Regions from separate parts of the Mus musculus genome. Here region 1 is linked to region 2. The links are chromatin loops, found by intact Hi-C in ENCODE. Cell type or tissue: heart. All regions are shown on one strand. Region 1 holds the start of Gm8098 (predicted gene 8098). Region 2 has its middle 54 kb from the start of Gm40820.

Region 1 (8,000 bases), 100 kb before region 2:
AAACAACTAAGTGAAAATGAGGATCTTAAGATGAAAAGCTTTCAATTACTTTAACAACAGAACACTCAACAGCAATTGCCCCTCATGTTTAACAAACAAACAAAAAAAAAAAAAACAAAAACAAAAAAAATTTTTTTTTGTAGTAAAATCCTTCTGTCTCAAAATAGTACCTCCACATGGACCATTACACTTTCATACATGAAGACAAAAAAAAAATCAAATTGTCTAAATAAATTGCAGGTCTCTGCTAAGGATGCTCCCATTCCTACATCACTGATAGACCTCTCCCCGGGCTCTTCACCAATGTAAGATGACCCAGGACACTGCTTTTGCTGCCCAGAACTTTCCATTATGGCAGATTAAAGTTTTGGTCACTGTGGTGATACCAGGTGCTTAACCCAACAGAGTTCTTCAGCTGGTATGTAAGTTAGAACAGCTAAACCTCCTGTGACATCAGCAGGTTTTTTTTTTACAGCATAGTAAATCTAAAATGTCTGCATAATCCATGCATGAAACACTAAAAAAAAATAAAATAAAAAATCTTTACGCAGATTGCCAACACAGCTGTGAAGTTCAAATCCACAAAGTCCCATCTTTGAACAGCCCAAATAATGTACACATACACACACACACCACATACCACACACACCACACATATATACAACACACAAAACCACACACAACATACACACATACCACACACTACAGATACACTACAGGCACACACACATAACACATACTACAGACATATCACACACACACACACCACACTACAGACACACCACAGGCACATCCATTATAGATACATCATACACACATATACCACACACACATACATACTATACACATACACTACACACCACACACACCACATACACATAGCAGATACCACACACTACAGACATAAACCACATACATACACCACATACACATCACATACCACACACATACATACCACACACACTATACACCACATACATACCACACACACATACCAGACACCACATACTACAGACACACCACAGACACGCATCACACATACAAACATACTACACATATATACTATACCACACATACCACATACACATACCAGATACCAAACACTATAGACATACCACAGGCACACACAAACACTCCCCTCCCCACATATACCACATACACATACCAGACATATTCCACTCAATAGCCATTCCCCACACACTCCATACACCACAGATACACTGTACATAGACCACACATAGTCACTACATAACACTCCACACACATCACAGACATTCCACACATATACAGACACTACACACCCCACAGTTACAGGCTGTTCTATTCTGTACTAACAGATTCACCGGATATTACAAACAAAAAACAAAAGCAGGCTCACCCCTGGCTTTGGAGAGCTGACCTTTCCTTCCAGTTAGTATACTGAAGTCTGTCTCTCACATGTACATTTTAAGAAAGCTTGAATTGACATTTGAAATCTATCCCATATGCCACCTCATACCTCATAAATAAAGTACAGAACTGGCAGCTTAACGGGGCATTTTCCTGTGAAGACACTTAAATGGTCTTCAGAACCATCTCAACAGTAGAGGCCTCAACCCTCCTCCCCAGCCACATCTATCTATACAATATATATACACAAAAATACATATAAGCAGCCATAAACGAAGCCAGTAACCCCATTAGTCATGTCTGGAGGCTTCACCTGAGTACCTGAACCTATAAGTCTGATTCTGGAGAAAACCAATTCACTATCAATCATGACACTTATCAAAAAATGCTTAATAGAGAATCCAAATAAATAACTGTGCTTGCTTGCAGAAAAATCATATTAAAAACCAGGTTAAAAGAGTCTCATACAAATTTCTTTTAAAACAACCAGCTGAATCCAAAATTTAGTAAACGTTTTCAGGAGCATATGATCTAAAATGAAAAATCATTTCATTTCAAAGATGGTTTCCTAAAGGAAAAATCCATTTTCTCAGAAATAATGAAAGGAAGAGAAATAACTACAACATCATGACTATGACCATCTAATTAATAAGCACTAACTTTCCACAAATAATGGAATCAATGTCCATCTGGTTTGTGGCTATGGTTTATGGGCGATGCACAGAAAATCGGCAACTCCACACCAAATGCACCACACAGCCTGGGGTGTTCTTCTGCAGCCCCTCCCTCCTGTGCTGTCCCTCCTTAGCATCAGGCTCCTTCTGCAGCAGCAGGCCAGCAGATTTTGCCTGCATCACTGCTGCAGGGTGCGCCTGGGTGCCCACACCCACCAGGAGGGGCCGGAGAGGTCACCCCCAAAGCGAAGGCTGCCCCAAAGGCTGCCCCTCGCATACCTAGGTGACCTGCTCCTCCCGACTCTACAACACTCTGACACTACGTCTCTCCACAGCAGCACCGCAAGGTATTAGCAGCTCTGGGCGCCAACAAAGCGCTGTCCTGGGCCTGGGTGGGGCCGGGCGGGGGCCGCAGGCGCCGAGTAGCTGTGCCAAGCCCCGTCGGCGAGAAGCCCGGAGACTGCGATACTGCTGCATTGTGCTGCATCACGGCGAGGGCACCGTAAGCCATCCATCTTGCCAACAACACACATCCCCGCCCCAAAAGCCCGCATCGAATCCATCTTCTCTTCTGCTGAAGCACTCCCACACATCCCTTTCCTCACTAAGTGCCCCGGCTTGACTGCAAAAATAAAGGGCAATGCTTTCCGTACAGCCTCCCCTCATTAGATGGTACCACCTGGCACCTCTCCTGTCACCAAAACAAAGGGAAGGCTCCCTCGGAGAGGCTACGGTGAGCCGGTGACCAGAGGGCACCTAGCCCACCTTCCCTAGGCAGGGCCCGAGGGTCCTTGAGCCCGCACGAACCTGTTGAAGACCCAGTGGCAGGACGTTAGGGCGGGCGCCGCACCCCAGGGCGGCTCCCCCAGCCCTGCGCGGGCGCGGAACTGGGCGAGGCGGGGGCGGCGGGGCTGCTGCAGAGCAGCACGGACCACGCCTGCCCGCAGCCCCACACCGTTACTCGCAGAGCCTGGAAGAGGCCCCGGGAGACCCCCGATTCGGCACGCACCCCCTTGACAGGACCGAGTGCGTCCGGGGGGGCAAGCGACCTCACTGCGAAACCCGCCGCGTCCGGAGGGCCGGCTCCCCGCCCCCACGGCCTCCGGGGTGCAGGGCAGCAGCAGCGTCATGCGCCCCGGCCCGCGCCCCTCCTCCGCTCTCCCGCAGGCAGCCCCGGGTGAGTTGGCATCCTCCTGCCTCGGCCCTTGACCTACCTCCGGAGGTGGGGTGGGGGGTGGGGGCCGGGGTCCCGTCCTCCTCCCGCTCCTCGGCGGCCGGGCCGGTAGGCCTGGGAGGCGACTTCGCAGGGCTGTCGGCGGCTGGGGCCGGGGCTCACAGGACGGGACCAGTAGGCGCTGCTGCGCTGGGCTGCGCGCTCGCTCCGGGCAGAGAGGCGGCCGGGGGAGGGACTGGAGGAATCTGCAGCCTGGACGGCGACAGCTGCACAGATTCCGGGGGCTGGGCGGGCGCGGGGCGGGGAGGAGGGAGGAGAAAACGCGCGGGCGGGGGCGGGGGCGCGGGGAGGGGCGGGGCGGGGAGAGGGGCGCGGGCGCGGGGAGGCTCGGTCGCGGGAGCGCGCACACGCCTCCCGCAGCACTCAAGCCTCCGCGGCTTCTCCCTGTCGCGCGCCCTCCGTCCTGCGCGCAGCCCTACAGCCCGGCAGCCGCCCACCCAGAGATGGTTCGGATGCGGCGGGGAACAGCGAGCGCGTGCACGCTCTCCGGAGCTCTGGCGCTTCCTAAGCCCCGGGCCACGCACCCTGCGCCAGGGTCTGGCCTGGGCGGGGTGGGTACCGCTGGAACCGCTGCTGCGAGAGCAAAAGGACAATGGGGGCTTTTATCCTTGCATCCAGTAAGGACCAATTACTCGTTTAATTTGAGGCTAATTCGATTATCGCCATTGAAAAAGACAGGCTAATTTTCTCGGTTACTTGTGCAGCCTCTTCTTCCCTGCGACGTTCGCCTTTAGAAAAGGAGTTGCACCGGGAGGTTAGGGTGAGTCGTTTGTTTGCTTGGTTGGAGCTCAGTGATGATGTCCAGCTTGAAGACCGATGACGCTGACCTCTATGAGAGAAGCTTTGGGCGTTGGAGCCAGTCATATGTGTTTCTTCAAACGGTTAATGGATTCCTCCATGTGAATGCTATTTTACCTTTCCCCTCGAGGGTAGCTGGGAACAGCCTACAAGTGGTTTATCCAATTCTTGCCTCATGGCTAAGCACAGACTCAACTTTAACCAGAGGCCAGGTGCTTTGCCCTGGACTCCCGGTTATTATAGAGGATCCTTGAGATGACGTGAACGCTGGAGTTCTACCACCTCCATTTTCTGACAATGGACATTTTCTTGAATTTATGTTAATTGCCCCCCACAAAGCAGCCCACTGGCTATCTTGTCAGCTCCCAGGCTGTGTAGAAGTCCTGAAACTGCACTAATGGGAGGGAAAGGATGGTGAATCATCATTCTAGGAATAGAAATGCTCTTTGGAGAACACGGTCTGGAGAAACTGATTTCCTCCCATTTCTGTAAGATCCCCAACTGTGGGCTTTTCAAGGGAATATGGTCCTTGACTTAAAAGGCAGTGTTCCCTGGAGATCTGCCCACCTGCTTAAAAAGCAACCTGGGCTGATGGAAGCATATTTTAGTACTAAAATAAAACAAAAAATTGTCATAGTACGTTGAAGACGATTATTTGTTTTAGAGCTTTACTATCAGTTTGCTTTTGATTATATGGAAAAAGTTGAGGAAGGCAAGTAATTTAACATTTTCCTCAGAAGGTTCATAACAGAGCCAGAAGGTCAATTCTTTCAAGGGTAGGATTCTTTGTTCTTTTGAATGTGTTGTTCAGTTAAGAGGTACTAAAAGTATTTGTTGACCTAAATCAAACAAAATCTACATGGGAACTGCTACCCAGTAATGAAGAAAACCCACTAGAAATGAAAGTTGCTTCCCTTTCGAGGGTCAGTGGAGTATGTCTCTGGTATCAACCTAGCCACACTGTTAATAGATCACCAATCTAAACCACATCAATGCTGGGGAATGCCTCACTTTAAATTCTTCCAAAGCTATTGTGAAATGGTAACACCTCAATGCTTCCTTCATCACAGATAGCAGGTACTTAAATCTTCCTTTGATGGCTGACTCATCTCCCCCATTCCACTCCCACTTAAGTCTTATTTTTTTTTCTTCAAAAAGGAACTCCCCCAACTGGTAATTAGTCCAAAAAAGATGTGAAAGTCAAAGATTCAGAGGTTTACCATAAATACCTCACCACTTCTATCTTTTGATAGAAAATAAAAATCACCCAGAAAAGACCAGTTCTAAACCTAGAGATATTATTTGAAAGATATCTCTTTTTAAAATATAATTATTGCAGATGTTTTTTTAAAATTTTACTTTATATATATATATATATATATATATATATATAGAGAGAGAGAGAGAGAGAGAGAGAGAGAGATAGATAGATAGATAGATAGATAGATAGATAGATATATATGACGAGTACACCGTAGCTGTCTTTAGACACATCAGAAGAGGGTATCAGATCCCTTTACAGATGGTTGTGAGCCACTATGTTGTTGCTGGGAATTGAACTCAGGACCTCTGGAAGAACAGTCAGTGGTCTTAACCACTGAGCCATCTCTCCAGCCCTGAAAGATATCTCTTTAAAAGGCAAATATTTAGAACAAAAATTTAAACTTAGTGACGGTGACAACTCAGAATTATCTTCAAATATCTCAGAAGCAGTTCTGTAGAAGTTGATCTTTACTTTAGAATCAAGGTTGATTTAAAGGAACCCAGAATTTATCATTATCATGTCAGTAACATACTATTTTCCATTAAGAAAAACCAGAAACCTATAATTATATTAGACTTTGTCTTCCAGAGAAACAATGTAGGGGTTCTTTTTGCTTTTTTGAGACAAGATTTCACTTTATTACAAGGCTCATCTTAAACTCACGCCAATGTACCCATATCAGCCTCTTGAGTGATGGGCTTCCAAGGCATGCACCATGATGCCCATTAGAAATACTTTGTTATGAAAATGTTGTGAGGTCAGTATTTAGGTCAGTATCGAAGTTCGATATTTAGCAAGGATGGGAGACACTCAAAATCACAAAAGTTTCGCAGATATAATTTGTCATTTTAACTTTCCATTTAAAATATGGAGGGAAATGTTCCTAACATGTATCAGTAACTGTCATCTGTGTTATGATGCTATAATACAAAATTCCCAAATCTTAGCATAACATAACAGGTCCCTAATTCAACAAAGGTTAATGTTTTGCTTTGTAAAGTCAGCTCTGGATTGAAGAGGCTTTCTGGGGAAGCTATCTTCACCGTACCAGCTCAGCATTCCAGGGTATGTTAATGTTAGGGTACCTCCATGTCAATGAGTGGTTCCACTCCCTGGTGAGGGAAGCCTGTGATAGAGGGTTAGGTATCAGCAACTAGCAAATGACACTTGGTCTCTTTCTCCCCATTTTATGCCAAAGTAAGTCATAGGACTACACCTGAAGCCAGATCTGTGTGAACAAGAAGTCTGTCTACTACCACCTGTTTGGTTTGGAAAAGAACGAATGATACCCTAGTCTTCTCTTTGTTATATATTAGCCCAAGTAGATCCTATTGTTTATTATACTGACCATAGCCTTAAACTTTAAAATCAAAACATGTTTTTAAACCTGAATGAATTTCTGTAATTTTTATCCTTTTTTTTCATAATTTTTATTCTTAATCATGCTCTCTTTTTGACCCCTATCAAGAGTGGGAAGTTTTCTTATCAGAATGTTTCAGTCAAGTGTGGTAGTGTAAGCATGTATTCCAGCACATGGGACTCGGAGGCAGGGTCTTCTCTGCTACTTACCAAGTTTGAGGCCAGCCTGAGCTACATGAAACCATGTCTCAAAAAATTTTTAGTTTTATATTGAACAGAAAAAAACTGTAAAGACATATATCCAACCAACTATCATGAATGAATACTTTTTGGCACTAAATGCACAATTTCTGACATAAAGTAATTTATTCTTTGATTAATTCGGTAAATATATTCCTAGAAGAATATATGTTCTAAAAGAGAGCAGTGGGCAGTTTGTTTGTTTGTTTGTTTAAGTCATCCTTTCCTTCATTTTCTATTCTAGAGGGTAAAAATATTATTATGTGATATGGTAATATAAACATAAATAATATTTAGAACTCCTTTTTCTTATTCTTTTTTCTTTTCTTTCTTTCTCCGCCTCCCCTACTCCCTTTTTTGTTTGTCTTTTGTTTTTAGAGACAGGTTTCTCTGTGTAGCCTTGGATGTCCTGGAATTTGTGCTATAGACCAGAATTTCCTTGATCCCATAGAGATCATCCTGCCTCTGCCTTCAGAGTGCTGGGATTATAGGCATGTGCCACTACCACCGGGCAAAAACCTTAGAACTCTTTAAAGTAACAAAATCCAAACTCAAAATGGGCAAAGGACCTGAATATATCATTCACCAATGATACCTAAGTGTCCAACAAGCTCCTGAGAATATGCTCAACTTAAATGACAATTAAAAACAAGAGAAACTACCTCATATGCATTAAGGTACCTATAATTAAAACAAACAAGAAGAAAATAACAAACATTGGTGAGAAACTGAGAAATCGATGATAGAAACAAAAACAATAATGCAGCCCCTGTGGGGAAAAAAAAATCTAGCAGGCTCCCAAAAAGTCACTTACTGCAGGTATTTAAGGAAACACTGTACCTGATCTTATGATCCTATGAGCAAGTGGTATTATTCATGATAGGCAAAAGTTAGAGACATCCCAAAAGCCCACCAGGGAATGAGTCAAGAAAATGTGCTGTATGTACAGTGATAAACGCTGTGATAAATGGAGGACGGATGCTATGAAGCAGATGATCCTTGGGAAGGTTAAGGGAGAGAACCTAAATAACATGTTCACATT
Region 2 (8,000 bases):
TTTTTTATTACGTATTTTCCTCAATTACATTTCCAATGGTATCCCAAAAGTCCCCCATACCCTCCCCCACGCATGAAGGAATTAAACATTGGTGGATTCATGACTGAGTAGGGAGGGACAGATCAGAACCATTCCCAGTGAATCTATTCCAAGTTGAAAAGCCAAATTCAGTCCCCAGAGATCATGCACTCACGTCCTTCCTTCTGGCTATTCTTGCTGCAGCAGGAAGTCCAGGAGGACCTCCTGTTCTGAGGCAGATCATTAGGGTAGGGATCAGTCAGAAAGCTTAAAGATGAAGTAGAAGAAGCTCCCAAGACTCGTGTGACCTGTCTAGATCCTTCCTCACTAAGTCTCTTTATAGACCTTTGAACTGGTGTTGAAGTCCAGGCTTTCTCATAGAGAATTAATGATATGCATATTTACTTTGTAAGGTGTACAGACATTTCAGTTTTATTCTTGTCTCCTTTTAGTGCTCCAAAGACATTTCCTGGCCAAACTATTGACTAGAAATAGCCCAGTCACTTTTCTTTCTGACTAAGACAAGCACTCATGTTTGAAGAACCATTTACTTCTGTCATTTTCTTTTGTTTTTGTTTGTTTGTTTGTTTTGGTTTTTTGGTTTTTTTTGAGACAGAGTCTCCCTGTGTACCTCTGTGGAACTCACTATGTAGACATGTCTCAAACTCAAAGAAATCCACCTGCTTCTGTCTCCTGAGTGCTGGGTTAAAGTTGTATACCACCACCATACATGGCTCATTTATCTTAAAGGCCTGGTAACAAATATTTATGAAGTAAATTAAAAAGAAAGAATCAGGATTTTATTCTGTTCCACCTCATATCTTTTACTAAATACATTGCACATGTAGGAAAAATGGGCATGTAGACACTTGCTCTGGCTAATCTCAGCCCTATGCGTGATGTGTTGTATACAAGCCTTAATCTCTTTCCTAGCTGTGAGCAGGACTTTGAGGTGAATGTTTGTTACTGTAATATAGTTTCTATGCACTGTAATACAGTACATCTGTATTGTAGTGCCTATGCTTATCAAGGGCATTACCAATGTTTTGGACCAGAGAATTACTTGTTTGCTGGGCTCTCCTTTCCACTGAAGGAAGAATTTAGTAGCATTCTGTCCCTTATCAGCCACCTAACAGTAGGATATGATAAAGAAAGATGTTTTTAGATATTGACATATGTCCCTAGGGTGGAAAGGGACTATTAGTTAGAAACCACTTTTTTATTTTACATGAACAATGACAGGGTGGGGGGATTTAAATCAGTAATAAAATTTTGCCTAGCATGAGGAAGACCCCAACTTCAACCCTCTGTTGTAGAAAATAAAAACAAATATGAATAAAACATAGTTTTATTTAAACAATATTTTAAGCAATATTAAAATTGATAAAAACCACATGTCGTGGTGTGTGTGTATGTGTGTGTTTTCTATTAATATTCTACTACAAGGACATACTGGCCTTTCCCCTGAGTAGTAAGGCTTTTGTTTATGGGAACAATAGTTGTTATTTTGGAGCAGAGATTTCTAGGTTATTAAAGTTTCCAAACATAATATTTGATTTCTGTGTAACAGAAAATAGAAAAACAAAACACTTAAATGGCCACAGTCCTCACCTTAATGGACTCTAATGTTAAAAATTAATGAGGTGGCTCATGAGTTAAGGCATTCACTGCTAACGCCAATGCCTTCAGTTTGATCTCTTGGACCCACATGTTGGAAGGAGACCAGGTTCTTGAAATTGTCCTCTGATCTCTGCATGTGCACCATGGCATACTTAAACACAAGACCCCTCTCCCACAAAAGGAATAAAAAATAAAATTAATAAAATAGGGTTGACAAGAAGGCTCAGCAGGTTAAAGCACTTGATGCACAAGCCTGACGATCTGAGCTCAATCTCCAGAACCCACATGCAGATGGAAGGAGAGGCCTGATTCTATAAAGTTGTCTTTTGATCTCTCTTTTTTTTTTTTTGCACACACACACACACACACACACACGCACAGAGAGACAGAGACAGAGACAGAGAGACAGAGACAGAGAGACAGAGACAGAGAGAGACAGAAAGAGAGACACAGAGAGAGAGAGACAGAGAGAGAGAGACAGAGACAGAGACAGAGAGAGAGAACAAACCAGCAAAGTAAATTAATAAATGCACATGGTAAATGCACAATTGATATAGGAAGGCAAGAATGGCCAACATGTCTTGCTCTGGTTGTAATCACCAGTTTTCCCAAAGCTCTATAGTAAGGAAAACATAAACTTCCCTTGGGAGAACTGGAATCATGAGGGTGAACCTTATGTGGAAACAGGATGGTGGTGGCTTGAGGCTAAAGCCAGTTCCAAGAAAATTAAAAGGGAAGCCCTTTGCTTTCCCTAAGAGCTCCGCTTTATCCCAGAGTACACTTGGCTGTATAACTTGGAAATTTAGCTGGTTTTAGTTTGAATATGATACTTTGAACTTAAGAACAAGCCAGCTGAGACTAGTTCTTTGGCAGTGAGCTCTGTCCCCATCTTTTTCAAGGCTGACCTGTTGTGTCTGTGCCAGGGACTCATTTCAGGCCTTTTCCCTGGGTACACAGGCAGCCACTCTCTGCTTGCATGGCTCGTTGTTCTGGGGGAACAATTCAGCCTTTGTCACCATGCTGAGGTTCTCCAGGCAGGCCTCTGGGAATGGATACAGGTTTCTAGTGACTCCAGCACCCATCAGTACTGCTTGAAAGGTGCTGCTGGGCTCCATATTTCCTTAATGAGCTGCCTACTCGAAAGAGACCTGAATGTGTTTGATCTTCCAAAGCACTTGAGGCTCCTGATCTAAAAGTGCAGATGTAAGGAAGAAGTTTTAGCATTCTCTTAGCATGACTTTCATCCACTGAAAGAGGCCCTTTATGTGCTGTAGGCACTGACACCGTAAAGTTCAGAAACACACAACTATACAGGGCCACTTGTATGAGGCCAAAGATATTTAGGAACACAGAGTTTTCTTTTATCATTAACTGTGAACTTTTATGACATTTTCCCGCCTGATTGTTCATTCACTTGCTCATGCAGAAACATTAATTAACCAACAGTGGCATCCTGAACAGTTTTGGAGCATTGTGTGGGAATGTCTGAGGGAGCATAGCAGAGTGGCTAAGAGTATCAAAACATGAAGCTGCTTGGCCTTTTCTGGGTCTGAAGCAACTTAGCATCCTTATAACTCAGAGTCAGAAAACTCAGAATAACAACAGTATCTAGTTCAAGAGTAAATGTAAGCACAGACTGAGGCATGCTGCTACGTACTGCCAGGGTACTGTGCTCACTAATCTGAATTCTATATAAGACAAGAAAGCAACTCAAAGACTAGAGTTTTAAAAAGGACTCTTCTTCAAATGATTATGTATAGTAAAGAACACCAAATGCATTAGGAGGTAAAAGGAGGCTAAGTTTTAGAGAGGAAGTATGGTCTGCTGCAACAAGCCAGTCCAAGAGGACAGGGAATGGCTTGCTGGGGTCTTAGGGCCAAACAACTGGGAGATATTAGGTCCTCCCCTTGAGTTGTATCACTATCTATTTCAAGGATTAAAAATAGGAAAAACGAACTCGTATGACATATTGCATGTATTATTTTATATCTTAGCCTGTGTATTAGTTAATCACAGATAATCGAACGATGCACTAGAAACAGTAAATATTGAAGTAATGTGAACTACGGCTTTCTGAGTCAGGAACTAAGCAGGATAGCTTAGTTCTGACTTTGGATTTCCCATGAGAGTGAAATCAAGGTTTGCCTGGATACAGTCACTTTGAAGGACTGGATGTGGTTGCTAGGTTTGATCACACACATGACTATGCTTTGTCACTTCAGATCTTTGCCACATGGTCCTCTCCATTGAAGCTAGTGTTCTTACAACACGCTAGTTAGTCAGTTTGGGGTTTGGGAAAGTTGATTTTTCTAGCCTTTATGACCCAGTCTCAGAAGTCATATGTGGCCACTCCTTCCATATTTGATTATCAGAAGAAAATCTAGCTCTCACACAAGGGGAGGTCAATATAATTTTTCTGTTCTTTTCAGGGCACAGTATCATAGAATGTGTGGGCATCTTTCTAACCACTCCAACCAAGGAATGGGGAAAATCAATTCTGTCTCTATTCTAATGGCATAAATTAGCACATGATCTAATTAAATGAAGCCAGTTACATGTTGTTTGTTTGCGAGCATAGGGAGGAGAAGAAAATAAATTCTGCACAGAAATTGTATACTTATTAATGTGTATGGAGGTAGCTACCTAGTAACAGGGAGAAAGAAGGGAAGGGGAGACATATCAGAGTTAGTGAAATTTGAATCAGTATAGGAGAGGAAACAGCATTTTAAGTGAGAAAACAGATAAACAGGACAGGAAAGTGGGAAACACAAGATGCTTGTAATAGAAAAGTTTCTTTTCTTTTTGATATTATAAAAATATTCCGAGAAAACCAACCTAGGGGAGAAAGGGTTTCTTTTGGTTCACAGTTCAAAGTATATCATCCACAGTCAAGAAGCAGAGTGTGATGGCGACATCCTCAGTTCACTAGGTTCTTTTTTTTTTTCCATTAATTTGTTTATTTATTCACTTTACATCCTGATTGAAGTCCCAGTCCTTCTGGTCCCCCCCCCCACACATACAGCTCCTCCCACATCCTATTTCCCCTTCTCCTCTGAGAAGGGAGAGGCTCCCCTGGGTATCATCGCACTGTGGCACATCAAGTCACTGTAAGACAAGCTGCATCCTCTCCCACTGAAACCAGACAAGGCAGCCCAGTTAAGAGAGTGGAATCCTCAGTCAGGCAACAGCTTTAGGATAAACCCTTACTCCAGTTGTTGACCAACCTACAAGAAAACTAAGTCACACATATAATACATATGAGTGGGTGGCTTAGGTCCAGCCCATGAATGCTTTTTGTTTGGTAGTTCAGTCTCTGGGAACTCCCAAGGGTCCAGGCCAGTTGACTGTTGGTCTTCCTGTGGAGTTCCTATCCCCTTCTGGTCCCTCAATTCTTCCACAAGACTCCCAGAGTTCTGTCTAATGTTTGAGTCTCTGCATCTGTTTCAGTCAGCTGCTGGGTGGAGCCTCTGAGAATACAGTTAAAACAGTTCATTGGAGGCAGAGGGAGGGAGGGCACTGGCTGGGAGAGGAAATAGGGAAGGTAAGGGGGATCAGGATCAGCAGAGAGGAAGAGAGAGGTCTAGAAGAATGAATGGAAATCAGTGGCTAGTAGGGGACGGATATTTCTAGGGTGTGCCAGAGACCTGGAATGGGGGGCGCTCCCGGGAATCTATGTTGGTGACTCTGGCAGGAACTCCAAGCAGTTGGGGATATGGAACCTGAAGTGTTCACCTCCTGTAGCCAGGCAGGACCCCAAATGGAGAAATGAGGGCACCACAAAACCCTTGACTCAAATTATGTCATGACTACAACAAGCACAGGGACAAAGATAGAGCAGAGACTGAGGGTATGGCCAACCAATGACCTTGTCCCATCCCATGAGCAAGAACCAATCCCTGACACTATTAATGATACTCTGTTATGCTTGCAGATAGGAGCTTAGCATAACTACCCTCTAAGAGGCCTCACTCGGTCTTAATCCAGGGAATGGTTCCTCCTACAGTGAGAAGGTCTTCCCATCTCAACCTAATCAAAATAATCCTCCATAAGCATTCCCAGAGGCCTCTTTCTGAGGCAATTCTAGATGTGATCAGGTTCACAATTGAGATTAATAACCATAGTGCTGAAATACAATGTTTAAAGTCATCCTGACCCTACCAGAAATTAAATATAAAAGTAGCTGTTTGGTCAGTTGTTTTGTAATTATTTCTTCATTAAGATTGTTCTCTAAGGTATATTTTACAATGATGACATTATTAACAATTTTAATTAGTAGCCATCACACTGGCTCAGTTTGGCTGTTGTCAATATCTAGTAAAACATTGATGACAACATGATGATCTAGAATATATTGTTGAATTGAATATATAAATGGTACTGACATTTAGAGGAATGGTTAAAAGTAAAAGAAAATTATATTGTTTGTCTTTCATTTGTGCTTTGAAATAAAATTAAGTTTGCTAAGTTCTATTCAACTACTTGATATGGAGGAACTTAATCATTTACCCTCTCTGTGCATCAGCCTCATATTAATAAAAACAGCAGCCTATATTTACTGTGAATGAGCTCTAAGAAAGATGACATGAAAACCATCTAGGTGGGGTAAACAGCAAGTGCCTAATAAGTGGCAGCTGCTTCTCTACTCAGAATGAGGCAGTAAATAGTCATCTTGGCTTCTTTCTGCAAGGTGTTATCCAGAAAATAGCAATATTCACTGAGGAGCCATAGGTGTATAACCAATTGTTAAATCAGGCGGAGCTCTGTACGGTGAGAAAGCAGAAGGGCATCAGGTCAAGGTTGGCAATACCTCTGAAGGTAGTGGACAGCACAGGATTTAACCCTGTGCCTCACTGGCTATGTACACACCTTTCGGCAGTTTATTTAGTATTTCTCAGTCTTTATTTCTCATCAGAATGATTTCCCTTTTCTAAGGTGTTAGGTAGCTTTGAGAAAACAGGTAAACTATTTGGAGCAGTTTGTCAACTTAAACCTCAGCAAATGATAGTGCTGGTGTTAAGAAAGGAGCCTCTGCATGGTAAGTGGAAAAGTCATTTTCAGAGCTAACGAAGAATTAGAACCTCACTGGAACCAGCACGAACAGAGGTGTAGAGGTTGGAGATATCACAGACCTGAACACAGGTTGCTGAGGGAGGGTCCGAGCAGAGAGGGCTGGGGAAACAGTTCTTGAAAGCAGAGAACTAGGGTCATTCAGTAAATATGGATCATGAGGTTCAACTCTTGGGTCCGGTGGTGGTTTATGCAAACATATTCTGAGGTTCTAATGCAAAAGGTAAATGATAGAATGAGTACCATGGTCTGACTTAGTGATAAAATATAGTCATTCATCCTCCAAGACCAGTAAGACTGATCTACTCAACGGCACCCAGGGACTTCTCATCACTCTCAATCTGTAGTCAAGGAAACAGAAGGCTAAAAACAATGTTGTGAAGATGCACTGATTTGAAAATATCTGCCAAGAAAAGAGGAGAGCTAGTTATGTATTCTGTGTGCAGGTTTCCATGGCAGTACATGTCTGAACAGAGTGCCAAATAAGGCACAGGTGTAACAGTGTGTGTTTGTGTGTGTGTTTCTGTGTGTATAATACATAGTTCCAACTCATGCCCTGGAAGAGAGGGGATAAAGCACTATTCTGGGCTATGAGAAGACAATTCCCAGGAGCTTTCTGAGTTCTTACTTTTGTGACAAATGATTTTAGATATAAATATCTTAGAGGTCTCTTGGGTAGTCAAAAGGAGAAATTACCAGCTGAAATGTGGAGCCTTGGATGCATGCACTCAATAGACAGATACTAGGTAGGAGTGAGATGCAGGGGGAAAAATTGAGCCTGGAATCAGATGCTATAAAATTCAGGCTCAATTGTGATTCATTGTGGGGAATTTGGCACCTTGTCTCACTGTCATATTAACGTCTGAGGCTCATCACTGAAAACCCTTAGTGGAAGATAGGAGGACCACTGTTCACTGGCCCACTTCCAGGCTCATGTTCAGTTTACTTTTCTCATGCAGCCTGTGCCTGCCCACAGATGTCATTGACCCTCAATGGGCTGAGCCCTTCTAATCTATCAATAAAAACAAAACAACAAGAACAACAAAACAAAAAACAAAATAATGCCTCACAGACATGCCCATAGGCCAAATCCCATCCAGACAACTCATCGACTGAGAGGCCTTCTTTTCAGATGTGTCAAAACCAAAGAGGACTCTTGGAAAAGAGGCATGCATAGCATCTTGCAATGCAGTGTTCTGGAGCCACGCTGTACAGCTTGCAAAAGCCAATTGTTAAAATTTTACATTTTATTCTGAGTCTGTCATAAACCTGGCAGCTATTACTAGAAATTAAGT

Evidence for each region. Peaks named below come from ENCODE experiments on the same cell type or tissue, not always from the same donor. Only the 100,000 strongest peaks of a DNase experiment are listed, where the experiment ranks them.
Region 1: a loop joins it to region 2, with 6 times the contacts of the local background. A loop is called at or near these places in 7 of 42 quality-filtered maps.

Annotation. Positions count from the first base shown.
Region 1 is chr11:30,264,671-30,272,670 of GRCm38, forward strand. Gm8098 (predicted gene 8098) reads left to right here and starts at 2,788. Exons shown (of 3, transcript NR_168037.1): 1 at 2,788-3,240. It also overlaps a transcript of Sptbn1 not described here. In heart, a CTCF peak has its summit at 2,277; DNase peaks (open chromatin) are centred at 2,411, 2,931, 3,451 and 3,721; H3K4me3 peaks cover 4,784 bases; H3K27ac peaks cover 3,322 bases.
Region 2 is chr11:30,364,978-30,372,977 of GRCm38, forward strand. No RefSeq gene overlaps it. Among named protein-coding and RNA genes, the nearest start is that of Gm40820, 54 kb to the left of the region's middle. In heart, no CTCF peak of the experiment used is centred here; DNase peaks (open chromatin) are centred at 194, 2,604, 4,734 and 5,084.